2 separate regions of the Homo sapiens genome follow, and region 1 is linked to region 2. The links are chromatin contacts, found by Hi-C in ENCODE. All regions are on one chromosome and are shown on one strand. The core of a region is the stretch at or near the end of the contact, and the rest is flanking DNA. Distances in the headings are between cores, read along the strand shown.

Region 1 (3,603 bases), core at 75-2,574, 2.0 Mb before region 2:
TCCTGAGGGCTCATTTTCACATCTCCTTCATTTTTTATTTATTTATCTTTCTCTTTTGACCTGCCACTTTAGGAACATCTCCTTTAAAGGGTATCAGATTCAAACCAGGAAATAATGCTCATTCCAAGCCACTCCCCACCCCTCAGCATGTTGCCCAAGAGGAATATTGCTCCAGCAGAGTTTTCTAAATTTTTTTTTTTTTTTTTTTTGAGACAGAGTCTTGCTCTTGTTGCCCAGGCTAGAGTGCAGTGGCCTGATCTCGGCTCATTGCAACCTCTGCCTCCCGGGTTCAAGCGATTCTCCCACCTCAGCCTCCGGTGTAGCTGGGATTACAGGCATGTGCCACCACACCTGGCTACTTTTTGTATTTTTCGTAGAGACGGGGTTTCACCATGTTGGCCAGGCTGGTCTCCAACTCCTGACCTTAGGTGATAAGCCCTCCTCGGCCTCCCAAAGTGCTGGGATTACAGGCATGAATGAGCCACTGTGCCTAGCCGAGTTTTCTAAAGATTCTTCCTGCAGAGGGATGATATTTTCTAAACAGGCATCATTTAGGGCATATTTTTTTTTTTTTTTTGTGCATGTATACGAGTGTTCCTAGGACCTGGTACTTACTTTGGAATCTCACCTTCAGTACGAGGCTTCCTCCCCAACAAATTCTTCACCACAACTATGTGGGAGTGTTTGAAAAAGGGAACAAGATGACCAACTTGTTGGTGGGGAGAGTTGTGGCTTTCCTATTGGAAAACATCATCCCTTGAATAAGCAGTGAGGCAAACACCTGGGCACTTACTTTATGAACAGGTGGGGTGGGGCCCTGAGTCACCGACATTGAGAGGCCTCTCCTGGTAAGGTTTTTCAATATCAGGTTGAATCAGCGGTGACATCACCCTCTATAGTGACAGGTACTCTAGGTGCCGGCTCTTACTCATAAGTCCCAGGAGATACTAGCCCTAGATCTCGTCTCTGTTAGCTTCGTGCTAAAAGGTTTTGGAGAAATAACAGCTGCTTGGTGACGTTCATGTGGCTGGTTTCATTACCACCTAACTCCCAGGCTTGTAATCATGACTAAATTTTCTGGAGAAAATAGAATTTGTGGTTGTATTTCTTGTAACTTTTGCCTTCTTGTCTCAAGTCTGCATTTAAAAAGAGGCCGGGTGCGGTAGCTCATGCCTGTAATCCAGCACTTCGGGAGGCCAAAGTGGGAGGATTGCTTGAGCCCAGAAGTTGGAGACCAGATTGGGCAACAAAGGGAAACCCTGTCTCTACATACAAAAACAATTACCCAGGCATGGTGGCGTGTGCCTGTGATCCCAGCTTCATGGGAGGCTGAGGCAGGTAGATCCCTTGAGTCCAGGAGGTTAAGGCTGCAGTGAGCTGCGTTTTGCACCACTGCACTCCAGCTTGGGTGACAGAGCGAGACGCTCTCTCAAAAACAAAAAACAAAACAAAACAAAGCCCTCTTCTACTCCTTGAGGTTTTTGGATGTTTCAGAGCTGTATTTTGAGTCTCTGATTTTTGTTTTGTTTTGTTTTGAGACAGAGTCTTGCTCTGTCACCCAGGCTGGAGCGCAGTGTTGGAGTCTCAGCTCACTGCAACCTCCACCTCCCAGGTTCAAGCTATTCTCCTTCCTCAGCCTCCCGAGTAGCTGGGATTATAGGCCAGCGCCACCATGCCCGGCTAATTTTTGTATTTTTAGTAGAGACAGGGTTTCACCATGTTGGCCAGGCTGGTCCTGACCTCAAGTGATCCGCCCACCTTGGCCTCCCAAAGTGCTGGGATTACAGGTGTGAGCCATGGCAACCAGCTGAGTTTTTGATTTTGAAACTTCCTGTAAGTTGTACTTATTTTTCTTTGGGCTTTGTAATTTGGTTATGATTTTTCATTCTTCTTTCTGCTAATCCTCTCACTTCCACCATGGGAGTGTTTAAATACCTGGGAAGCTGTTGAACCTAGGAAACCACATTTTACTTGCCAGATGTGAGGTTTCATTTCTGGTTTTGACAGAGATTTGACTCTTCAGCATTTATTTCTCTTTTAGCCTATGAGCTTCTCTTAGAGAAGATGAACTGGGAGGGTGGAATGCAGCAGGATTGCCTGGATTCCAATCCCAACTGGACCCTTACTTTTCCTGTGATTTTGGGCAAGTTTCTTTCTCTTTCTTTCTTTCTCTCTCTCTTTTTCTTTCTCTCTCTCTCCTTCCTTCCTTCCTTCCTTCCTTTCTTTCTTTCTTTTTTTTGAGACAGGGCCTTTTTCTGTCACCCAGGCTGGAGTGGAGTGGTACAATTTTGGCTCACTGCAACCTCTGCCTCCTGGGCTCAAGTCATCCCCATCCTCCCACCTCAGCCTCCCAAGTAGCTGGGACTACAGGTGCATGCCACCACTCCAGGCTAATCTTTTTTTTTTTTTTTTTTGTATTTTTTGTAGAGACGAGGTTTTGCCATGTTGCCCAGGCTGGTTTTGAACTCCTGAGCTCAAGCCATCTGCCCGCCTCAGCCTCCCAAAGTGCTGGGATTACGGATGTGAGTTGCTGCACTGGCCTGCAAGTTTCTTTCTTTTTTTTCAAATTTTTTTGTGTCCCTCCCCTCTATCCCAACCCCACCCCATTTTGCCTAGGGTAGGCTTCTTTTTATTTCTTTTTTTTTTTTTTTTTTTTTTTTTTTGAGAGAGAGAGAGAGAGAGAGACCCAAATGGGAATTCCCTAGGGCCAGTTTCTTAATCTTTCTGTGCCTCAGTCCCCTCACCTGTACAAAGGGGATAAACATAGCCCCTACCACAAAGGATTGCAATGAGGATTCAATGAGTTAGCATGTGCGAAGTGCTTCCAGTGCCTGGTACGTAGCAACCACTCTTCATTTAGTTTTTATTGGCTGGGCTCCGTGGTACACATCTGTAGTCCTAGCTACTTGGGAGGTTGAGGCAGGAGGATCACTTGAGCCTGGGAGTTTCGAGGCTGCAGTGCATGCTGATTGTGCCCGTGAATAGTTACTGCTCTCCAACCTGGTCAATGTCTCAAGAATCGATCTCTAAAAAAACAAATTAGTTTTTCTCATTAGATGTTTCTGCTTTAGACTTGTGTCAAGGGAGTGAAAAAGCATGGGGCGGGGGGCGGGTAGTGTAAGTGTCAAAGGAGCCACAGAGGATTGAGTATGAGGAAGAGTGATACCCCCTTATCACTTTGCTCTTGACCTCCTAAAGAATAAGACGCTCCTTTGACCCAACATCCATTTGAGTGCAATTTTTTTTTTTTTTGAGATGGAGTCTTGCTCTGTTGCCCAGACTGGTGCCATCTCGGCTCACTGCAACTTCCGCCTCCCGGGTTCAAGCAATTCTCCTGCCTCAGCCTTCTGAGTAGCTGGGATTATAGGCGCCTGCCACCATGCCTGGCTAATTTTTTCTATTTTTAGAGAGATGGGGTTTCACCATGTTGGTCAGGCTGGTCTCAAACTCCTGACCTCAGATGATCTGCCCCTCTAGCCCTCTCAAAGTGTTGGGATTACAGGTGTGAGCCACCGTGCCCAGCTAATTACATTTAATTAATTTATTTTGAAAAATACAAGGTCTCACTGTGTTGCCCAGGTTGGTCTCAAACTCCTCGGCTCG
Region 2 (3,824 bases), core at 248-2,747:
GCCTCAGTTTCCTCATCTGTAAAGTGAGTGCAGTAAGAGCCCCTATTAAATGAGATAAAAACATGTAATGTGCCGGGTCCGGAGCCTGCCGCACAGTCTGCACTCAGTACACGGGGGCTCCTTTTTATTAGCAAGCGTCCCATAGCGCAGAGCACTGCGCAGGGCAGACCGTTCTCATTCTGAGTCTCAGAATGGATGTCTGGGGGCTGGTCTGAAATGTCTGAGTGGGGAGATTTCATTTCTGGCACAAATTCACAGTGCTCTATCAGGATGCTCTGAGGAAGAAGGGGGGCCACCTGTGACCCCCACACATCTGGGGAGGGAGATCAGCCCATCTCTCCGCTGACAGTCTGGCTAAAGATGGCAGAAGAGAAGGGCTGGGCTGCTCTGGACACAACTCTGAACTCCTTAGCCACAGCCCCTAGTGTGGACCCAAAATGGACTCTCAATGTCCAGGCTGCCCCTTGGACCCTGGAGCTGAGGCCCTTAGTGGAAGGGAGGAGGAGGGCAGTGTCACAGCTGCGAGAAGCCGCAGCAAGCGATTCACATCCTCAGCTGAGTGCAGCTCAGCCCTCACAGTGCTCCCAAGGCTTAAAGACTTTCTGCCCTCCCCAAGACAGGGTTGGGAGCCTTGGGAGGGGCTGCATTGAGACCACAGGTTTGAGCAGGGCAGTCTTTTCCCAGCAGGGGAGGTGGGGAAAGGGGCCACACTTGAAGGGGCAGGGAGGGCGGGCTGGACAGGGATGGGAAAGGCCTCAGTGCTCAGCAGGACAGGGTGGGGGCTGCTCGCTCTTTCCCAGCCTCAGTGGCCCCCATCGCCCCCAGCCACTCTGTTGATCTGAGCTGCCCTTTGGCTTGAGATGCTCTCTGAGGCAGGGCTGCAGGCTCAGGAGGAGGAGATGGGTGGAGAGAGAACAAGCTCACCCCGGGAGGGTGACTACAGGAGAAATGGGCCCCTCAAGTATGCTGATTTCCGCCTCACTGCTGCCTGCTCTTCCGCCCACCTCCGGCTCTGGCTCATCTGCTCTTGTAAGCAGGGTCCTGGGCTGGGTGCTGCAGGCGCATGAGGAAAGTGGGAGCCGGGACGGGGCAGCTCAGGGCACGCCCTCCAACACTGCGCTCCGAGGACCTCAGCGGTTTTACTCAGGGGTGCCACTGAGGCACAGCCCCCTGTAGATGGTGGGCAGCTGCTGCAGCAGGGGGCGAGGGAGAGGGGGGCCCACAACCCGGCTGTGTGTCTCGGGAGACAGGCTCTCTTTGAGGGGCCCAGGAGAGTGGGATTTCCATTCCCCAATCCTGCAGAGGGCAGGAGCATGAGGGAGAGTGCCATCCCTCAGCTGAAGGCCACTGTGCCTTGTATTTCTGGTTTGGGCAAGTGAGGAGCCTGCCAGCCCCTGGCAGGAAGTGCACGTGACCGGCGGCTGGCCAGGGGCACAGAGACGCACTCCACACAGAAACCCAGGCTGGCGGGGTGGGCGGCCGGGGAGCCAGCCCTGCAGATGTTACTAAGTGAAACCTGATGTGGTGACATGAGAATCCACAGAACGTCTCACAAACAACCTGCCCCGGGATGTTTTGGATTGAGTTTTGTGGTTATGACGTGAAGAAACCTCACATGTCAGGATAAAAATAACCCTGGCTTCAGTACATAACGCGAGTTACAGTTCAACAGAACCAGATGTGAAAACGTCAGCCACCCAGTTCAGGCCCAGCAGGGTCCCTGCTCCACTCCGGCCTCCCTCCCTGCTGGGGTTGGGGTCCATGTGCCCGGACAGCCCGTTGTGGGCTCAAGATCTGCTGCCTGGAGGATACAAGGGAAGGGCCAGAGGCCGCTCAGGGGAGGCAGCACCACCTTCTCCGAGGCCAGCTCCTCTTCTGTGAACCAGGCAGGGCTAAAGAGCATCAAGTCGTGCTTGGCACAGGAAGTGGTCCACAGAAGGGGTGGGTGATGGAGAGGCTGGTATGGAACCAAGAGGACAGGGTGGGGAAGGGGCAGTTTCCCCCAAGAATCAAGTGGCTGGGAGAAAGGGAGGCTGAGCAGGGTCTTGGGGGTGTAGAGTCTGCAGAACTGGAGGGGGTGCACAGCTACGTAGACAAAGGCCGCCGCAATGGCACCAACTCGGGAACCCACTCAAGGGGCAATCACTTTCTCATCTGTGGGCCGGCCTGGGTCGGCAGGACAGGAGCGCCGGAGGCATCAATCATAGCCAGGAGACTTTGCAGCTGCTCAGGTCAGAGCGAGAGAGAAGCCGATGGGATGCAGCAGGGCCCAGTGGGGACTTCCAGCTGACGCGGCAGTGGAGAGGTCATATAGCAGTCTGCCACCGGGAAAGAGCTATTGCTGCAGGGTGAGGGCTGGGGCCAAAGGCAGCGAGGAGAGGGTGTGGAGGAAGGCACCCCCTGCTGGTGGAGCAGGGGGGCTGGACTGCTGGGGCTTCCAACTGGACAAGGGAGGGCCTGGCAGCACGGGTATGAGAGGATGCCATTCTGGGCAGCAGTGCCGGGGGCCTCAGGCTCAGGTGATTGGTGCCCCTGCCTTCCATTATTTTAATAAACTTTCAAAAATAGGTACTGACCCTTACTGGGCACCTGGTGCCAGGGATTCCGGGGTAAGTAAACTTGGCCTGTGTGGCCTGCCATGACGCTATTCAAACTGAGCTGATGACACAAATCACCCAGCACTGGGCGACGCTGAGGAGCCTCCGCATGCACTTCCAGCTGGGGGTCTAAGAGGTCACAGCCAGGAGGGAACAGATGTGAACTTCACCACCCACCCAGGCAGCCTGAGATAAGCAAGTGTGTTGGAACAGAGGGGCAGGAGAAGCTGGGATCTCCAGGGAAGCCTCCCACAGGGGCCCTCTGCACCGGCCTGTAATAACTAGGACACAAGCAAAGGCCCCCTTCACATGCAGGGAGCATTTAGCCTAGCCCTTGCCATGTGGGAGCTCACAGAGCCCCCAGGCACCCCAGCACCTGGTTTATAGAGAGGGAAGAAGTAGCAGTGAGGTAGGACCCTTGTCCGAGGTCACGGGATGGATGGGCAAAGCAGGGCTGTGAATCTAGATCCCTCTGACCCCAGTGCTCGTGATCCCTACTGCTGCTTCCTGAGGCTGGGAGGGGTGAGTGGGAGGAAGGGGCTTCAAGAGAAACAGGTGCTTTCCTGGGGCTGGTGTGGCTGGAGGAAGTGGTGGCGGGCAGCAAATGACAAGAAATGAGGCATTGCCGTGGCCTGAGGCCAGGAAGGGGTCTCTGAAGTCACTGTGAAGAGAGGAGAGATGCCCCCATCACTGCCAGGTTGTGCCCATGGCCTGGCCCCTCTCCTCCTCCCCTCTGGCTGTGGAAGCTTCCAGTGCTGGCGCAGGTGGGATTCCTGAGTGGGGTGAGGAGTGTGGGCTCTCGGGCCAGGCTCCTGGCCCAAACAAGTGGGGAATGACACAGTGCTGGCCTCTCAGAGCTGCTGTGAGGACCCCAGGGGCTCACCCAAAAAGCCAGCACGCGTGAGTGCTCAGAGCAGGGCAGGGCCTAACGTGACCTCAGCCAGTGCTGGCAGCCATGATGATTGTTGCCGTGATTACTGGGGAAAATGGCTTTCTGGCTTTCTGCTAGAACTTGTTTCTGTCTGGTGACATGAAGATGCTGCTGACATTTGGCTACAATACACTGTCCTGGGCTACAAGGAATGAAACCAAATAAGAACAGGTCATTATCACCCATTTTTAGAGCCAGGGATAAAAACACCTTGGACCACTGAGCCCCGCAAGGTATACTGACATGAACAGTTTTTTTGTTTTATTTTTTTTGAGATGTAGTCTCGCTCTGTTGCC

Evidence for each region. A loop is a pair of places that touch in the nucleus more often than their neighbours do. Pooled maps may share reads with other maps.
Region 1: a loop to region 2 is called in a map with no recorded cell type, with 34 times the contacts of the local background. The contact joins two enhancer-like sites. A Hi-C loop is called at or near these places in 2 of 37 single-sample maps with no recorded cell type and 3 of 50 pooled maps.

The regions. Positions count from the first base shown.
Region 1 is chr16:68,755,572-68,759,174 of GRCh38, forward strand. The region is part of intron 2 of CDH1 (cadherin 1); the gene reads left to right. Among named protein-coding and RNA genes, the nearest start is that of CDH1, 20 kb to the left of the region's middle. RefSeq lists enhancers at 956-1,100, 1,094-1,193, 1,685-1,829, 1,874-1,923, 3,166-3,310 and cis regulatory regions at 1,028, 1,757, 3,238. Within about 2 kb of position 1,325, at least 16 of the 41 ENCODE cell types and tissues checked have a DNase peak (open chromatin) inside an H3K27ac peak, as active enhancers do.
Region 2 is chr16:70,736,179-70,740,002 of GRCh38, forward strand. The region is part of intron 13 of VAC14 (VAC14 component of PIKFYVE complex); the gene reads right to left. Among named protein-coding and RNA genes, the nearest start is that of VAC14-AS1, 17 kb to the right of the region's middle. RefSeq lists enhancers at 1,643-1,802, 1,775-2,305, 2,207-2,376. Within about 2 kb of position 1,498, at least 30 of the 41 ENCODE cell types and tissues checked have a DNase peak (open chromatin) inside an H3K27ac peak, as active enhancers do.